3 separate regions of the Homo sapiens genome follow, and regions 2 and 3 are each linked to region 1. A link is an interaction called in ENCODE POLR2A ChIA-PET data of the cell type or tissue named here. Cell type or tissue: HepG2. All regions are shown on one strand. Each heading gives the region's core, and the rest is flanking DNA. Links, peaks and the distances in the headings are about the cores only.

The links. ChIA-PET counts read pairs that join two places held together with the same protein. Peaks named below come from ENCODE experiments on the same cell type or tissue, not always from the same donor. Only the 100,000 strongest peaks of a DNase experiment are listed, where the experiment ranks them.
Region 2: POLR2A ChIA-PET joins it to region 1 with 6 read pairs; 1 of 35 experiments calls an interaction of 5 or more read pairs at or near these places.
Region 3: POLR2A ChIA-PET joins it to region 1 with 8 read pairs; 2 of 35 experiments call an interaction of 5 or more read pairs at or near these places.

What each region holds. Positions count from the first base shown.
Region 1 is chr11:63,366,511-63,372,701 of GRCh38, reverse strand. It overlaps SLC22A9 (solute carrier family 22 member 9), which reads right to left and starts at 2,917. Exons shown (of 10, transcript NM_080866.3): 1 at 2,244-2,917; 2 at 1,464-1,567. The coding sequence starts at 2,645. In HepG2, for the core only: no CTCF peak of the experiment used is centred there; DNase peaks (open chromatin) are centred at 2,991 and 3,341; H3K4me3 peaks cover 2,921 bases.
Region 2 is chr11:63,244,998-63,251,393 of GRCh38, reverse strand. LOC105369334 (a long non-coding RNA gene) reads left to right here and starts at 190. Exons shown (of 3, transcript XR_950178.3): 1 at 190-399; 2 at 638-765; 3 at 4,151-5,699. In HepG2, for the core only: no CTCF peak of the experiment used is centred there; DNase peaks (open chromatin) are centred at 1,033, 3,503 and 4,003.
Region 3 is chr11:63,286,112-63,292,507 of GRCh38, reverse strand. It overlaps SLC22A10 (solute carrier family 22 member 10 (gene/pseudogene)), which reads right to left and starts at 2,605. Exons shown (of 10, transcript NM_001039752.4): 1 at 1,941-2,605; 2 at 865-968. The coding sequence starts at 2,342. In HepG2, for the core only: no CTCF peak of the experiment used is centred there; a DNase peak (open chromatin) is centred at 2,667; H3K4me3 peaks cover 747 bases.

The DNA.
Region 1 (6,191 bases), core at 900-5,899:
CAAAGGGAAATTAAACAAAAGTCTACCTTAATTAAAAGCAATATTATATTTATAGATCAGAAAATTCAGTATTTAAAAAATGTCAGTCTTACCCAAACTGCTGTTTAGATTTAATGCAATTCCAATAGAAATCTAAAGGAAATTAGATTTCTCCCTTTTCTCACATCATAATGTAGTTCCTTGTTTTTGACTTTTACATTGGTGGAACACTATAGTATGTAATCTTTTTGTTGGTCTTGTGGTACCTAACCAAATGGTTTTGATGTTAATTCACCTTATTGCAGACAGTACTTTATTCATTCCCTTTGCTGTAAAAATTCATTATGTGAATATCTGCTTATTTATTAACCTATTATTAATGAAATTATAGATTATTTCCGATTTTAAGATATCATAAACAGTTGAGTGAGTTATTCCAAAACAATCAGTTTGATCATAGCCTACTCTGCATATAATCACATAATATTTCCTCTTAGGTTTGTGAGAAATACCAAAATCCTTAGGTTATCTTGTCCCTTCGTCTTTAGCTGATTCTCCACTGTCATCTCCTGCCTGGCATCTCCTACCCCTTCTTTTACCACCCTGTGATCTATTAAAATTGGTCTATCTGCATTTTCCCAGGACAGTATCACAGAGGACTGGGTGACTAACTATTGGAAATTAACCCTCTGACTCTTAGCTCATTCTACATTCCATTTCCTGTCGTACATTCAAGGTTCAAATTTTCAGGTGAGACACCAGAAGACATGATGTTGGTGGATGGCAAGTGGCACTTCAAGTCCCTCATCGCCATCAGGGGAGACATGGTTGGGTGAAGGTAATTGTTCCCTGCCATGTCAGGAGACATACAGCAAGGTGAATACCCCAAACTTCTCACACCACAGACTGAGATAGTATTATCCTTGGATTACTTACCTCACATGGTTCTAAAAAGCTGTTTTTGCAAAGACAATAATCAAGTTTCTACACATAATTTTTCAACACACCACCAATGATACCTTCAAATATACCCTACAGGTTTTAGAGGAATGCGTGTTCATCACACTTGGAACTATGATGTAATGACAATTCTCTGGGCACAAGCTATCAGCTCACAGTGTCCAGGTAGGACTGGACCTGGTACTCCTGGCCAAGGCTGAATCCTATGTGATGAAACGTCTTCCTTTCTATTCCCTTAGTTAACTCTTTCTCATATTTCTAAACCACATGTTGTGGTACCTTCTCTCTAAAACCTGTCTTGAAACACCCCCAGTTCACATGGAGATATCATTTCTGTGTCCTGCATACAGAGCTCAAATTTTAAAAATAGCACTCAAAACACGGACTAAAAATTTCCTTTTCTGTTTGGGGATCAGGGCAGCCTCAGGAGAATGTAATTTGCAGTAAGTAATTCTAGATGAAATAATGTTTCATAAGTTGATAAAAAATGCCCTTAAAGAGAGCTGTGTTCCATACACACTCACCTGTCTGATAAATGACCGCCTAGGATGCCTCCCACCATCATTCCAGCCATGAATACAAATTTAGCCACTGAAGTCAGTGATTGAGAGTCACATACCAGATCCCACTGGAAGAGAAGGAAGCCAGCACATCAATGCTTATTACCCCTCAGTGTAACTTGATCAAAACTTCTTAGCATGATCTGCAAGTTTCCTAATATTAAGTCTCTAACTTCCTCTGTGGCTTCCTTTCTCAGCATTACCTGACCTTTGTTATTCAGGTCTCAACTTAAACATAACTTTCTCTTGGAAGACTTTCCTAAACCTATAGGTTTTTATTTCATACTAAATGGTTCTCAAACATGACCACATGGTGCAATCACTTGAAGACCTTTAAAAACTTTTAGAAACCTAAATTTCCCTCTTAGACCTTCTCATATGATTGTTTTAGGGTATACTCTGGGCATGGAGGCTTTTCTCAATTTCCCAGATATTTCTAATTTGCAATGACAGGCTGAGCATCACTGACCTAGCAGAACATTTTAACATATTATATATAAATGCTTGTTTAAACTTTGGTCTCCCTGTGACTTAAAGCATTATAATAGCAGGATGCCTTCTACTTTGGAATTCATTACTCAAAATGTGTAGGTGTCAGACATTTAATAAAGAAGCAATTAGTATTTGCTGAAAGAATGAAGACTAAGGACCTACATGTGACTGAAGGCTGGAAGCATGATTATTACTTGTGTTATTCTAAACACCCAGGTCACATACTCATGAGACGAGAACAGAGCCTCTTACCTCAGTCACGATGGTGGATGAGAAGGAGATTCTGTCATACACCCAGCCATCCACACAGGGCTCCATGTCTGCGTCACTTGTGTTGGGGAAGGTCCCATTCAGGTGAAGGAGCTGCCACTGAGGATGAACAAAGCGACGACACTTCTCTGGCCTCATGTTTGAGTCCAGTGGGATGGAGATTCTCAAGAGTGCATCTTGGCTGAGGGCCCCAGTGTCATTGTCAGAGACAGTGTCATTGTCCAGGATGTGGACCCAGCAGCGATGGCCAGGTATGAATGCAGTGAAGTTCTCCAGCATAAAATGAAGGTATGTAGCAACAGCAAAGATTGAGAGAAAAACAGTCTGAAGGATCTGGAATCTCCACAGGTCACCAGCGTGACCCAGGAGGTCCTGAAAGGCCATTGAGGTTGAACAGTTGATCCTCAAGTAGAGGCAAAATGACTGTATCCAGAGAGGTTCAAAGAGGGAAAATGTTTTCTTTCCCTAAGTCACACTAAATGTGTTTTGATCCTGACCCCACTCTCTTCTTGACGACTGTGCTTCCCCTCTGCAGCAGGACCGTGGAAACAGTTTCCTCAAGTCGTTTTGGGGTCAGATAGGTAGCCGTTTTCTCTAAAGTCACGTAAGAAATAATTTGCTCAGATACTCCCAGTCGTTTACAATGAAATGTGTTTAAAATTCTACTTTTTCATGTCTTTAGTAGCTCCCAAAGTCAGCACTGGACTTTGGTCTACACTTTTCTGTAAACAAACTAAAATAAACCTGCTACATGGTATGCGGTCATTCCAGGAAGCATAATTTTGGCGACTCAAAGGTGAGGTGCTTTTTTTACTTCTCTGAAAACAACAGAAGGCAAGTTTTTCCTTGTTAAGTACCAATTTTTGATTAAGAGTTAATCTAAAAAAGTCGAAGTTAAACTAAAATAAGGGTACTGTGGTACAATCCTTTCATTTTGGTGACTGATGTTCTCCTTCATGTCAAATCACACCACAAATTCATGCTGGAAATACATTGCTTGAAATGTGGACAGAATAGATGGTGATGAAAAGCAGAGGAGTAAGCTCATATGGAGGTTTACTTTTACTGGCTTATTGATTTTTCAGATAGTATTTGTGAAGACCTTTTCCATGCTAGTTCCTAAAGTAACGTGTGTGACAAGTTCAAGGATCTTATAGTTGAGTAAGTAAGAGAGAGTACATAAACAATTGCACTCCAACATTATAAATATTATGTGAGATGCACTATGTGCTGTGGAAGAATTGGAGGCAAAATATGGGAGAAAATGTCACCTTGATTAGGACTAAAATTTCTATTAAAATTTAAACCTCCTTGAAGTATAATTCATTTACCATACAATTTACCCTTTTAAAGTATACAATTGAATGTGTTTTGATCATTCAAAGAGTTGTGCAATCATCACTACTATATCGTTACAGAGCATTTTAATCACCACATAGGAAACCATACCCATTAGCAGTAACTCTCCATTTTTATTCACACATCCCACTTAGCAACCGCTAATTTACTTTCTGATTCTAAGGATTTGCCTATTGTGGACATTTGATTTATACATTGAATCATAAAATACTTGACTTTGTATATCTGGCTTAATTCATTTAACATAATGTTTCTTTTTCTTTTTTTTAAATTATACTTCAAGTTTTAGGGTACATGTACACAACGTGCAGGTTTGTTACATATGTATACATGTGCCATATTGGTGTGCTGCACCCATTAACTCATCATTTAGCATTAGGTATATCTCCTAATGCTATCCCTCCCCCCTACCCCCACCTAACAACAGTCCCTGGTGTGTGATGTTCCCCTTCCTGTGTCCATGTGTTCTCATTGTTCAATTCCCACCTATGAGTGAGAACATGTGGTGTTTGGTTTTTTGTCCTTGCGATAGGTTGCTGAGAATGATGGTTTCCAGCTTCATCCATGTCCCTACAAAGGATGTGAACTCATCATTTTTTATGGCTGCATAGTATTCCATGGTATATATGTGCCACATTTTCTTTTTTTTAAAATTATACTTTAAGTTTTAGGGTACATGTGCACAACGTGCAGATTAGTTACATATGTATACATGTGCCATGTTGGTGTGCTGCACCCATTAATTCGTCATTTAACATTAGGTATATCTCCTAATGCTATCCCTCCCCTGTCTCCCCACCCCACAACTGGCCCCGGTGTGTGATGTTCCCCTTCCTGTGTCCATGTGTTCTCATTGTTCAATTCCAACCTATGAGTGAGAACATGCGGTGTTTGGTTTTTTGTCCTTGCAATAGTTTGCTGAGAATAATGGTTTCCAGCTTCATCCATGTCCCTACAAATGACACGAACTCATCCTTTTTTATGGCTGCATAGTATTCCATGGTGTATATGTGCCACATTTTCTTAATCCAGTCTATCATTGTTGGACATTTGGGTTGGTTCCAAGTCTTTGCTATTGTAAATAGTGCTGCAATAAGCATACATGTGCATGTGTTTTTATAGCAACATGATTTATAATCCTTTGGGTATATATTCAGTAATGGGATGGCTGGGACAAATGGTATTTCTAGTTCTAGATCCCTGAGGAATCACCACACTGACTTCCACAGTGGTTGAACTAGTTTACAGTCCCACCAACAGTGTAAAAGTGTTCCTATTTCTCCACATCCTCTCCAGCACCTATTGTTTCCTGACTTCTTAATGATGGCCATTCTAACTGGTGTGAGATGGTATCTCACTGTGGTTTTGATTTGCATTTCTCTGACGGCCAGTGATGATGAGCATTTTTTTCATGTGTCTTTTGGCTGCATAAATGTCTTCTTTTGAGAAGTGTCTGTTCATATCCTTCACCCACTTGTTGATGGGGTTATTTGTTTTTTTCTTGTAAATTTGTTTGAGTTCATTGTAGATTCTGGATATTAACCCTTTGTCAGATGAGTAGGTTGTGAAAATTTTCTCCCATTCTGTAGGTTGCCTGTTCACTCTGATGGTAATTTCTTTTGCTGTGCAGAAGCTCTTTAGTTTAATTAGATCCCATTTGTCAATTTTGGCTTTTGTTGCCATTGCTTTTGGTGTTTTAGACATGAAGTCCTTGCCCATGCGTATGTCCTGAATGGTATTGCCTAGGTTTTCTTCTAGGGTTTTTAAGGTTTTAGGTCTGACATGTAAGTCTTTAATCCATCTTGAATTGATTTTTGTATAAGGTGTAAGGAAGGGATCCAGTTTCAGCTTTCTACATATGGCTAGCCAGTTTTCCTAGCACCGTTTATTAAATAGGGAATCCTTTCCCCATTTCTTGTTTTTGTCAGGTTTGTCAAAGATCGGATAGTTGTAGATATGTGGCATTATTTCTGAGGGCTCTGTTCTGTTCCATTGGTCTATATCTCTGTTTTGGTACCAGTACCATGCTGTTTTGGTTACTGTAGCCTTGTAGTATAGTTTGAAGTCAGGTAACGTGTTGCCTCCAGCTTTGTTCTTTTGGCTTAGGATTGACTTGGCAATGCGGGCTCCTTTTTGGTTCCATATGAACTTTAAAGTAGTTTTTTCCAATTGTGTGAAGAAAGGCATTGGTAGCCTGATGGGGATGGCATGGAATCTGTAAATTACCTTGGGCAGTATGGCCATTTTCACGATGTTGATTTTTCCTACCCATGAGCATGGAATGTTCTTCCATTTCTTTGTATCCTCTTTGATTTCATTGAGCAGTGGTTTGTAGTTCTCCTTGAAGAGGTCCTCCACATCCCTTGTAAGTTGGATTCCTAGTATTTTATTCTCTTTGAAGCAATTGTGAATGGGGGTTCACTCATGATTTGGCTCTCTGTTTGTCTGTTATTGGTGTATAAGAATCCTTGTGATTTTTGCACATTGATTTTGTATCCTGAGACTTTGCTGAAGTTGCTTATCAGCTTCAGAAGATTTTGGGCTGAGGTGATGGGGTTTTCTAGATATAAA
Region 2 (6,396 bases), core at 523-5,522, 120 kb after region 1:
CCATGTGTCACAGCAGGGACCCAGCAAGGTGTAATTGAATCATGGGGTCATGTTTTTTCATGCTGTTTTCATGATAGTGAATAAGTCCCATGATATCTGATAGTTTTATAAAGGGCAGTTCCCCTGCACACACTCTCTTGCCTGCCGTGATGTAAGACATGCCTTTGCTCCTCCTTCACCTTCTGCTGTGATTGTGAGGCCTCCCAGCCATGTGAAACTGTGAGTCCATTGAGCCTCTTTTTCTTTATAAATTAACCAGTCTGGGGTATTTCTTCATAGCATATGAAAAATAGACTAATATAGCGGAATGGATGACCTCCTCCAGTACACTAGCACCTGGCAAAACACTGAGGACAGAAGGCCACCGTCTCCCACAGGTGGAATGTACCAGAGACCCAGGTTTGGCTTCGTACTGTCTTAGGGAGCCCTCGGTAGCCTTGCCAAGTTTGTGGGGTGCTGTTTCCCAAACCATAACTGGAGCTGGGTATGGAGAAGCACAGGTTCAGGATCTGTGAGAGCCTCTGCTTCCAGGAGGTCCCAGCAGATAGTCAATCATTTGTTGTTTTAATAGTGAGTGATGCAGGCCAAGAGGGGCAGTTCTTTGTTTATTTTATTTTGTTTTTTGTTTCATCGGAAGCTGTGAGGCAATTGATGACCATCATAAGTGGTTTAGAAACTCCAGAAGATGTATGAAGAAGTTGTCAAAGCCTTTACAGTGAAGATGTTTCTGACTTCACTCACAGAAGTGCCTGCTGATTTTAATTTGTAAGTAAATTTTGTAAATGAGGATGTGTTACCATCAGAACCCAAAAAGTGCTAAGAGATACTAGACTTCTATGTCTTTAAGGAGTGTGTCACATGAGTCTCCTTGGAGGAGGATGTACTCAAAGTAATGTCACACCTGTGTTCCTGGAGAAAGGTGAATATCCTCAAAATCTTGTCTGCAAAGATTGCATGGAATGACAAAGTTATGGAGATACCCCATGGGTATCCTGGAAAAGGTGTCCCTTTAGAGGTCAAGGCAAACTTTGACCTGAGAGGATGTTGAAATAGGAACTGAACAGTACATGAAAGGCAATCAATAAGAGCAAATATTTACTGGTTATTGCTTAAATAGAAGCAGTCAGTTTAATGAAATTGGACATTAAATATGAAAGCCTTGATGGATAGGATCATGACATTAAGCCTGCGTTAATCCATAGTGAGATATCTTTTATTTTATGTTTTCAGATTTAAGAACAGGCAAAATTGGGCTGCCAAATGGAGAAGCAGAGGAGAAAATCAGTCTTTTATTAATTAGCTTTTATATAATAAATTTGAATCCTTGAGGCCCTGTATTAATTTACATTGGGTCAGATTAACTATTTTAACTGGGGATTGAAGGGGTCCCCTTTTATCAAGCCAATTTATGTCAAAGGCTAAATTTATTATTTATTATGTTAGAGTATTTATGTTGAATATGGAATATTTTAAGGCAGTGGATTCTATGACTATGAGAAATTTAAACAAGGATACAGGTTTTTTCTAACTTTTAAGTTCGGGGGTACAAGTGCTGGTTTGTTACATAGATAAACTTGTATCATGGGACTATATCGGACAGATTATTTCATCACCTAGGTATTAAGCCTAGTACTCATTAGTTTTTTTTCTTGATTCTCTTCCACCTTTGGCCCTCCATCCTCCAAAAGGCCCCAGTGTGTGTAATTCCCCTCTACACATCCATGTGTTCCATCATTTAGCTCCCATTTATAAGTGAGAACATGCAGCATTTGGTTTTCTTTTCCTGTGTTATTATGCTAAGGATAATGGCCTCCAGCTCCATCCATGTCCCTCAAAAGGACATAATCTCATTCTTTTTTATGGCTGCTTAGTATTCCATGGTGTATATGTACCACATTTTCTTTATCCAGCCCACCATTAGTGAACATTTAGGTTGATTCCATGTCTTTGCTATTGTGAATAGTGCTGCAATGAACATACACGTGCATGTGTCTTTTTAATTGAATGATTTATATTCCTTTGGGTATATACCCAGTAATGGGATTGCTGGGTTGAATGGTATTTCTTTCTTTAGATCTTTGAGGAATTGCCACACTGTCTTTCACACTGGCTGAACTAATTTACACTCCCACCGATAGAGTATGAGCATTCGTTTTTCTCCACAACCTCACCAGCATGTTTGTTTGTTTTTACTTTTTAATAATAGCTGTTCTGACTGGCGTGAGATGGTATCTCATTGTGGTTTTGGTTTGCATTTCTCTAACAACCAGTAATGTGGGGCTCTTTTTCATATGATTGTTGGCTGCAGCTATGGCTTCTTTTCAAAAGTGTCTGTTCATGTCCTTTGCCCACTTTTCTATGGGGTTATTTATTTGTTTCTTGTAAACTTGTTAAGTTCCTTGTAGAGGCTGGATATTAGACCTTTGTCAGATGCATACTTTGCATAATTTTTCTCCCAGCCTGTTTACTCTGTTGATAGTTTGTGTTGCTGTGCAGCAGCTCTTTAGTATAATTTGATTCCATTTGTCAATTTTTGTCTTGTTTAAATTGCTTTTGGCATCATCATGAAATCTTTGCCCATGCCTACTTCTTGAGTGGTATTTCCTAGGTTTTCTTCCAGGGTTTTTACAGTTTTGAGTTTTACACCTAAGTCTTTAATCCATCTTGAGTTAATTTTTGTATATGGTGTAAGGAAAGGGTCCAGTTTCAGTCTTCTGCATATGGCTAGCCAATTCTGCCAGCAACATTTTTTGAATATGGAATCCTTTCCCCACTGCTAAAGTGAGGCAAACTCATTTTTCTTTATATATATTTAAGTATCTTCTCAAGATTATAGGAGCAGAGTGTTTAAATTTAGTGGAATCCTGGTGTATCATTGTAATTTGAGTCCCAGGGTTGATTAAGCTTGTGAAGTTCTGCCAATTGATGCATTTTAACAAATGTTAAAGTTAAGTTAAAGTCTATGTTATAGAGGCACAAAAGCCAATCAGTGTCTTTTTTAAATCATTTTGTTATATAAGTCCTTTAGTATAGAAATTTAGTATATAAATTTTGGATTTCTAATTGAGTCAAATTATGGAAGTTTGTTTTAACTTATTATATAAAATATACACATATACTTCATTTATCTATTTATTGTATTATGTATGTATATGTAATTTATTTAATTAGCTTTTATTTCCCCCCTGTATCTAGGGGCTTGTTTCTAAATCAGTAAGTAATATAGGGCTAATATCATGTTTGGTAGACCTGGTGTTTACTCAGGACTTAAGTTTAAAGTTCTTTTACTTATTTTTCAGATTCGTAGCCACCTACAGCTTTTTCCTTTTGTGCTGTAGTTTTGTTTGTTGTTTTTGTTTTTAGACTTTTAGTCTTCTGAAGTCGTGGCTCTTAGTTTTAATTTCTGATTTAAAAAAAGAGAGAGAGACAGGGTGCTGGTCCATCTAAGCAGTAGTCTCTCTCTTGAATCACCCCAGACTGCAAGATAATCATTACCTCCCTCCCACATAGGGACCTTGCTTTTTCTTTTAAGTAAATATTTAGAATAACTAGGCGCTAAAAAGTTTTTTTTTTTTTTTGAGACAGAATTTATTTTACTCTGTTGCCCAGGCTGGAGTGCAATGGCATGATCTTGGCTCACTGCAAACTCCGCCTCCCAGGTTCAAGCAATTCTCATGCCTCAGCCTCACAAGTACTTGGGATTACAGGCATGTGCCACCACACCTGGCTAGTTTTTGTATTTTTAGTAGAGACAGGGTTTCACCATGTTGGTCAGGCTGGTCTCAAACTCCCGACCTCAGGTGATCCACCCACCTCGGCCTCCTAAAGTGCTTGGGATTACAGGCAGGAGCCACTGCACCCAGCCTAAAAAGAATGTGTTCCCTCGCTCTCTCAATGTTTATGTGACAAGCTTCTGGTGGCTGTGAGTGGCCTCCCTTGTGAGCCTTGGCTTTCATTAGTGGTTCTCTTCAGCCCCATTTACTGACAGCCACCTCCTTCTTTTTTTTTTTTTTTAGGTCATGAGTTTATTGTCCAGTAGTCGGGCAGGCTTGTGCCTTTCCTTATTTGTCAGATTCTTTCATTTGCTGATTCTGTTTAAGCTCAAGGGTCAGTCACTGTGAAATGAATTTGCACCTCGTTTTCTCTTTAGGCTCCAAGACTCCCAAGAACTCCAGGGCTCCCACTTTCCCCATTCTGTGGGACTCCTTAGGGCCCAGAAGAGTGTGCTGTGCAAAGTTGGCTTTTAGAAAACTGGCTAGCTAGCTTGCTGGCTCCTCCACTTTCCTCTCCAAAACTTCAGAATTCACCACTCACTGTCCTACCAGAAATCCCCTAGAATTTTAAGGTCATGCTTACTCACAAAGTCTTGAACCCTTCTAAACACACTTCCCAAGAGACTGACTTATCTGGAATCTCATCTCTATAGAGAAGCAGCCTCTTCATCTCCCTTCAACTATCTTCCCATACTTCTCTGAACAATTTTTCTTGTCCTGCCAATTCAGTGTGATTGAAAACCTGAAAACCACTTAGCAGAGAATCTGGGCTTACATAGTGCTTGCCTGTGCAGTTGGAGACAGAGGAGGGAGAAGGAAGCACCGCAAATACTGCATGCTGCAGATTCATCTACTCACAGATTCAGACCTAGGAAAACTGTAGAGAAGACCCTCAACTCAGTGTCCATTCCAGAGAAGGGGGAAGATGGAGGAAAATGTTTCAAGATGAAAGGGCCCAATGCAGAGGATGCCCTGCTTTTGAAAAAGCTACAAGATGAGGATCCACATATAGCCTGCTGGAATTCCTTTTAGTCTGTTTCCTGATACCTGGTACCCAAGTGCAAATTATGACGTCCTAGTCTGCTGCATAAATGTCTGTACTGAACATCTTCCTTGTAGGGGAGGAAGGATCCCTTGGTTCAGTGTACTTTTTCCATCATAATGAGCATACCAGAGTCAAAATGGGAGCCCAGTGGCCTTCATGACCAAAAAGGTCCCTGGGATTGAGACCACCCTGCCTTCCACCTGAGAAGGAGTTTAGCCCTGTTCACCCTGCTTCTCTGTTCCTCACACTAATAGACTCCCAAGCAGAAACTGTATGGTTGTGAGTTATTGTGAAAACAAAAGTGTGAATCATTGTCTTTTATAGTTGTTGATTTTGTCCAGTAAACCCGAGGTAAAGAACACTCTGTCTCTGATGAATGTGATCAGAGGAAAAAGAGAAAAGAAAAAACAACAACCATGAATATGCAACCAGAAGAAGACAAACTACAGAAGGGTTTTTCCAATATGAAGAACTCTTATCTCAACCATCTATTTCAGGACTTGGAGTTTAAGCAATAAAATAATATACTATAAAAATGTTTACAAAATAGCAGTACACTCCGTGAAACACATGAATAAAACAAAATGAAAAATAAGAGACTCTTAAATTTTTTTCCATCTTCAACCTTCGCACTCTGAAACAAGAAATAATCTGTGTATAAAATAATTCTTCAAAGTAGCCCCATTCTGATTTTTCTTTTTTACTTAAAAAGGCAAATATTTTAACAAATGGCTTCATTACCTGTTCGATTACAATTGTGAAAAAAAAAAAAAAAGAGTTGTTGCTCCAACCTCTTTACTAACTGAATGCCTCTATCGCAAGGACAAAAAACCAAACACCGCATGTTCTCTCGCATAGGTGGGAATTGAACAATGAGAACACATGGACACAGGAAGGGGAACATCACACACTGGGGCCAGTTGTGGGGTGGGGGGAGGGGGGAGGGATAGCATTAGGAGATCTACCTAATGTTAAATGACGAGTTAATGGGTGCAGCACACCAACATGGCACATGTATACATATGTAACAAACCTGCATGTTGTGCACATGTACCCTAAAACTTAAAGTATAATAAAATAAATAAATAAAAAAATAACAATAAAAAAGAAAAAAGAACAGAAGAGGAAAAAAAATTCATGTACACTGAATACAACTTTGCAATAAAATTACCAAAAACAAAAAAGGAAAAGGAAACAAAATGCCACCCCCTGATGTTCAGCCATCTGTCTTTGCACCCGCAATAACTTTACTTTCCATGTCCAAAGAAGTATAAAGATGTAAAATTAGGTATTTAAAGAAATAAAATGAAGATCCTCTGTGTCATCAGAATGGTAACAGATCTTTGTTTTTAGGCTTTTCTGAGGAATGTTGTGATGGGGATGTCAGCAGAAAGAGGTGTCTCTTGTGTCCTGGTAGGAACACCAGAAATGTGTACCCAAGAATGTCAGATACCAGAGGTGAAGAGTAACCCAGATGGAGGCAGGGAGGGAGGGGGCAAGAGAGAAGAGGGGAGGAGTATTCAGCATGACTTGCATAAACCATGCCATCTATTGCTAGGGAAAAATTTTTCAAAGTGC
Region 3 (6,396 bases), core at 515-5,514, 80 kb after region 1:
ACTAATACATGCCCAAAGCAATTTATAGATTTAATACTATTCCTATTAAACTACCATTGAGATTCTTCACAGAGCTAAAAACTATTATTTTAAAATTCATATTGTTATGGTTTGGCTCTGTGTCCCCAACCAAATCTCACGTTGAATTGTAATAATCCCCATGTGTCATGGGAGGGAGCCAGTGGGAGGTAATTGAATCATGGGGGCTGGTTTTTCCCATGATGCTCTCCTGGTAGTGAGTAAGTCTCATGAGATCTGATGGTTTTATAAAGGGGAGTTCCCTGCACATGCTTTCTTGCCTGCCACCATTCAAGACATGAATTTGCTCCTCATTCACCTTCCACCAAAATTGTGAGGCCTCCCAAGCCATGTGGAACTGTGAGTTGATTAAACCTCTTTCTTTTATAAATTACCGAGTCCCAGGTATGTCTTTATTAGCAGCATGAGAATAGACTAATACTCCTACTAATTACAGTGGGGTAATTATGATAATGACAACCAGGCTGGGGAGCCCACAAGCATTTAGCTCACAGAGTCCAGGAGGGACTTAACACAATATCCCTAGCCAAGGTCTACACACCATTTCATATATTTGTATCTTCAAGGAGGATGAATTCTCTATTTTGATATTTTTGTATTCAGTATCCTATACAGAGATGCTGTTCAGAGATCTCTGTGGCAACAAAATGGCACTCACTAAACTCACTGTAATTCATTTCTGTATCTAACTCTCTGGGGAACAGAGCAGCACCAACAGTGTAAATTGCATATTGTAACTCAATAACACTTCTTTGTGAAAAAAATTAATTGTAAGCTGATAAAAACACTGCAGAGTAATGATAACCCTGATCTGGAGACACTCACCTGTCTGAGACATGGCCACCTATGATGCCTCCCACCAGCATTCCAGTCAGAAGTAGGAATTGAACCACTGATTTCAGTGACTGATAATCACATACCAGGTCCCACTGGAAGAGAAGGAAGCCAATACAGCATAGCTTCACAGCAGCTTTTGACTTCTCATTGTTCACTTGCTGCAATAGCTTTCAGTGGACACACTCTCTAGCCTCTTTTTACTACATTTTCTTACCTATACCATTCAAGTCTTGGCTTAAGCATGGATTTCTCTGGAAATCCTCACACAAAACCTTCCAGGTTATGTTAATGTCTGTCTTTATATTCATTCAGCACTGCATACCTCAGTGGTTCTCAATTTTTGTTACACATTAAACACATTAAGGAGACTTTTTAAACCATTGATGCTAGTATGAAATCCACTCTGATTTGCTTCTGTAACATGTAGCCAAAGCAGGCAGATTTTAAAAATAACACAGATGTTTCCAATTTGCAACTTAGGCTGAGAACAAGTGACCAGGAAGAATATTTTTCTAATCATTAGTCTTCTCTTCAAGCTAGTTTTGTGATAGCTGTATTTATATCTAGTTGGTTGAGTTCATTGCCTCAAATTCAATGTAAGTGCCTGACAATTAAAAAATAAGTAGCCAGGTGCGGTGGCTCACATCTGCAATCCCAGGACTTTCGGGTGGATCACCTGAGGTCAGGAGTTTGAGATCTGTCTGGCCAACATGGTGAAACCTTGTCTCCACTAAAAATACAAAGAAAAAAAATTAGCTGAGTGTCATGATGCATGTCTGTAATCCCAGCTACTTCAGAGGCTGAGGCAGGAGAATTGTTTGAACCTCAGAGGTGGAGGTTGCAGTGAGCTGAGATCTCACTATTGCACTCCAGCCTGGGCAACAAGAGTCAAGCTCCATCTCAAAAAAAAAAAAAAAAAAAAAAAAAAGAGCAATCACTATTTGCCAAAAGAGTGTCTGAGTGCTGACTACACTATCTACACAATAACTAGAGGCTTAAAGCATGTTTATTTTCTTCTAAACACCTGGATTGTGTATCCAGAACAGGTTAACAGGACCCTTTACCTTAGTCACAATGGTCGAAGGGAAGTAGCTTTGATCATATACCCAGCCATCCACACAGGGTTCTGTGTCTGCCTCACTTGTGCTGTGGATAGTCCCATTCAGGTGAAGAAGCTGCCACTGGGGATGGACAAAGCGACGACACTTCTCTGGCCTCAGATTTGAGTCTAGTGGGATAGAGATTCTCAAGAGGGCATCTTCACTGAGGATTCCAGTTTCATTACCAGATCCAGTATTATTGTCCAGCATGTGGACCCAGCAACGATGACCAGGAATGGCTGCAGCAAAGTTCTCTAGCAGTATATGAGGGATTAATAACATGAGAGAGGGAAGAATAAAAACCAGATGAAGCATCTGAAATCTCCCAAGGCCTCCAACTTGACTCAAGAGCTCCTCAAAGGCCATTGATTGTGAACACGTGACCCCCAAGAGGAGGCACAATGGCTTTACGGAGATAAGTTCAAAGGGAGAAAATATTTCCTTTTATTAATTCAAATTAAGCTTGTATTGATCCTCGCATCAATTTCTCATCCATGGGCCCGGACTCACCAGTGCAATACAGCCGTAGTGGAAAGAGCTTCCTCAGTTCTTTTGCTATCAGGAGGTAGATGTTATTTTGTAGTCATAGAGATCATTATTTCATAGAGATACTTCTAGCTGTTGACAATAAAATCCGTTTAAAGGTTTACTCTCTCCAAATATGTTTGTCCTCAAGTGACTCATGAAATTTACATTGGACTTTGGCATGTACATGTTCTCTAAATAAGCTAAAAGAAATCGGTTAAACAGTGTTGTTATTTCTAGGAAGTGAAATTTGAGAGACACAAAAGTAAACTGCTTTATAATTTTTCCATGAAAAGAGCAGAAAGTCAGGGTTTTTCTCCTTTAGTACTGAATTTAGATTAAAATGATGAATAAATGCAAATCCCAATTACCATGTTTTGCTTTTTAAAGCAAATTGGAATGTGATGCCATTACTATCTTTTGTTAACTGATATTATGCTTCAGGTTAAATCACATGAGGAACTCACATAACTTTAAATTATATGAAATATAAATAGAAGAGAAAGGCAGTGTTCAGCTCATATAGGAGTTTATTTCCTTGGGCTTATTTATTCATTTATATATAGCACATTGGAAGATCTTTTCCATGTTAGTTTTGGGAATCCAGATAAATTGTTTATTTTATTGTTATAAACTATGCCTCTATCTCTAGTGATGCTCCTCATTTTGAATTATATATTTTTTAACGTTAACATGGCTATGCCAGGTTTCTTATAGTTTGCATCAGATAACTTTCCCATGTTTTAGATTTTTAATGAAATGTTTTTTGAGATTATTATAGATTTACATGCAGTTGCAAGAAATAACACAAGGAGTAATCATATACTCATCACCCTGTTTCCTCTAATGGTAATATTTTACAAAACTGTAGTATAATATTGTATCAACATCAAGATGCTAGTATGATACAATGTAGTATAATACCAGGATCTTGATACTGATACAATCTACTGATTTTATTAATATTTCCCTTGTTGGTTTATCTGTATCCGTGTATGCATATAGTACTATACAATTTTATGTGTGTAATTTAGTGTGCCCATCATCACAATCAAGATAGTGAACAGTTACATCTCCACAGATATCCCTCCTTCTAGGAGAATAATATGGTATATATCCTTCTCAGGTTGGCTTTTGAAAAATCAGAAACTCTACAGATATTCATCTAAGTTGCTGTATATATGAATACTTTGTTCCTTTTTATTGCTGAATATTATTCCATAGAATGTATATACAATTGTTTGTTTTTTTAAAATCAATGTTATTGTGCATATTTAAGATAAGCAACATGATGTTATAAGATACATATGTATATATATAGATAAAGATATATAGAGATATATAAAATGCTAACTATAGTGGAACCAATTAACCTATCAATCATCTCACAAATGGGAAAAGTTACCCATTCCCCCCTTTGGCAAAAGCACATATAATCTATTCATTTATCAAAAACACAAGATACTGTTATTAATTACAGTTCTCCTGTTGTACATGAGATACTTCAACTTGTTCATCCTACATATAGGCTACTTTGTATCCTTTGACTTACATCTCCCCACTTCTTCCCACCCCTCACACCCCAGCCCTTGTAAACACCATTCCATTCCCTATCTCTATGTACTTGACCATACTTGACCTTATTATTTTTTTAGTTTTTTTTTATTATTATACTTTAAGTCTGGGATACATGTGCAGAACGTGCAGTTTTGTTACATAGCTATACATGTGCCATGGTGATTTGCTACACCCATCAACCCATCATCTACATTAGGTATTTCTCCTAATGCTATCCCTCCCCTAGCCTCCCACCCCCAGACAAGCCCCAGTGTGTGATATTCCCCTCCCTGCATCCATGTGTTCTCACTGTTCAACTCCCACTTATGAGTGAGAATGTGAAGTGTTTGGTTTTCTGTTCTTGTGTCAGTTTGCTGAGAAGGATGGTTTCCAGCTTCATCCATGTCCCTACAAAGACATGAACTCATCTTTTTTATGGCTGCATAGTATTCCATGGTGTATATGTGCCACATTTTCTTTATCCAGTCTATCATTGATGGGCATTTGGGTTAGTTCCAAGTCTTTGCTATTGTGAACAGTGCTGCAATAAACATATGTGTGCATGTGTCTTTATGGTAGAATAATTTATAATCCTTTGGGTATATACCCAGTAACAGGATTGCTGGGTCAAATGGTATTTCTAGTTCTAGATCCTTGAGGAGTCACCACACTGTCTTCCACAATGGTTGAACTAATTTACACTCCCACCAACACCTAAAAGCGTTCCTATTTCTCCACATCCTCTTCAGCATCTGATGTTTCCTGACTTTTTAATGATCTCCATTCTAACAGGCATGAGATGGTATCTCATTGTCTTTGTGATTTGCATTTCTCTAATGACCAGTGATGATGAGCTTTTTTTCATACATTTGTTGGCTACATAAATGTCTTCTTTTGGGAAGTGTCTGTTCATATCCTTTGCCCACTTTTTGATGGGGGTTTTTTTTTTCTTGTAAATTTTTAAAGTTCTTTGTAGATTCTGGATATTAGCCCTTTGTCAGATGGATAGATTGCAAAAATTTTCTCCCATTCCGTAGGTTGCCTGTTCACTCTGATGATTGTTTCCTTTGCTATGCAGAAGCTCTTTAGTTTAATTAGATCCCATTTGTCAATTTTCGCTTTTGTTGCCATGGCTTTTGGTGTTTTAGTTATGAAGTCTTTGCCCATGCCTATGTCCAGAATGGTATTGCTTAGGTTTTCTTCTAGGGTTTTTATGGTTTTAGGTTTTATGTTAAAGTCTTTAATTCATCTTGAGTTAATTTTTGTATAAAGTGTAAGGAAGGGGTCCAGTTTCAGTTTTCTGCATATGGCTAGCCAGTTTTCCCAACACCATTTATTACATAGGGAATCCTTTCCCCATTGCTTGTTTTTGTCAGATTTGTCAAAGGTCAGATAGTTGTAGATGTGTGGCATTATTTCTGAGGGCTCTGTTCTATTTCATTGGTCTATATATCTGTTTTGGTACCAGTACCATGCTGTTTTGGTTACTGTAGCCTTGTAGTATAGTTTGAAGTCAGGTAGTGTGATGCCTCCAGCTTTGTTCTTTTGGCTTAGGATTGTCTTGGCTATGCGGGCTGTTTTTTGGCTCCATATGAAATTTAAAGTATTTTTTTTTCAGTTCTGTGAAGAAAGCCAATGGTAGCTTGACGGAGATAGTATTGAATCTATAAATTACTTTGGGCAGTATGGCCATTTTCACAATATTGTTTCTTCATATCCATGAGCATGGAATGCTTTTCCATTTGTTTGTATACTCTCTTATTTCCTTGAGCAGTGGCTTTCTGTTCTCCTTGAAGAGGTCCTTCACATCCCTTGTAAGTTGGATTCCTAGGTATTTTATTCTGTTTGTAGCAATTGTGAATGGGAGTTCACTCATGATTTGGCTGTCTGTTATTGGTGTATAGGAATGCTTGTGATTTTTGCACATTGATTTTGTATCCTGAGACTTGGTGAAGTTGCTTATCAGCTTAAGGAGATTTTGGGTTGAGACTGGGTTTCCTAAATATACAATCATGTCATCTGCAAACAGAGACAATTTGACTTCCTCTTTTCCTCATTTAATACCCTTTCTTTCTTTCTTTGGCCTGATTTCCCTGGCCAGAACTTCCAATACTATGTTGAATAGGAGTGGTGAGAGAGGGCATCCTTGTCTTATGCCAGTTTTCAAAGGAACTGTTTTCAGCTTTTGCCCATTCAGTATGATATTGGCTGTGGGTTTGTCATAAGTAGCTTTTATTATTTTGAGATACGTTCAACCAATGCCAAGTTTATTTAGAGTTTTTAGCATGAAGGGGTGTTGAATTTTGTCGAAGGCCTTTTCTGCACCTCTTGAGATAAT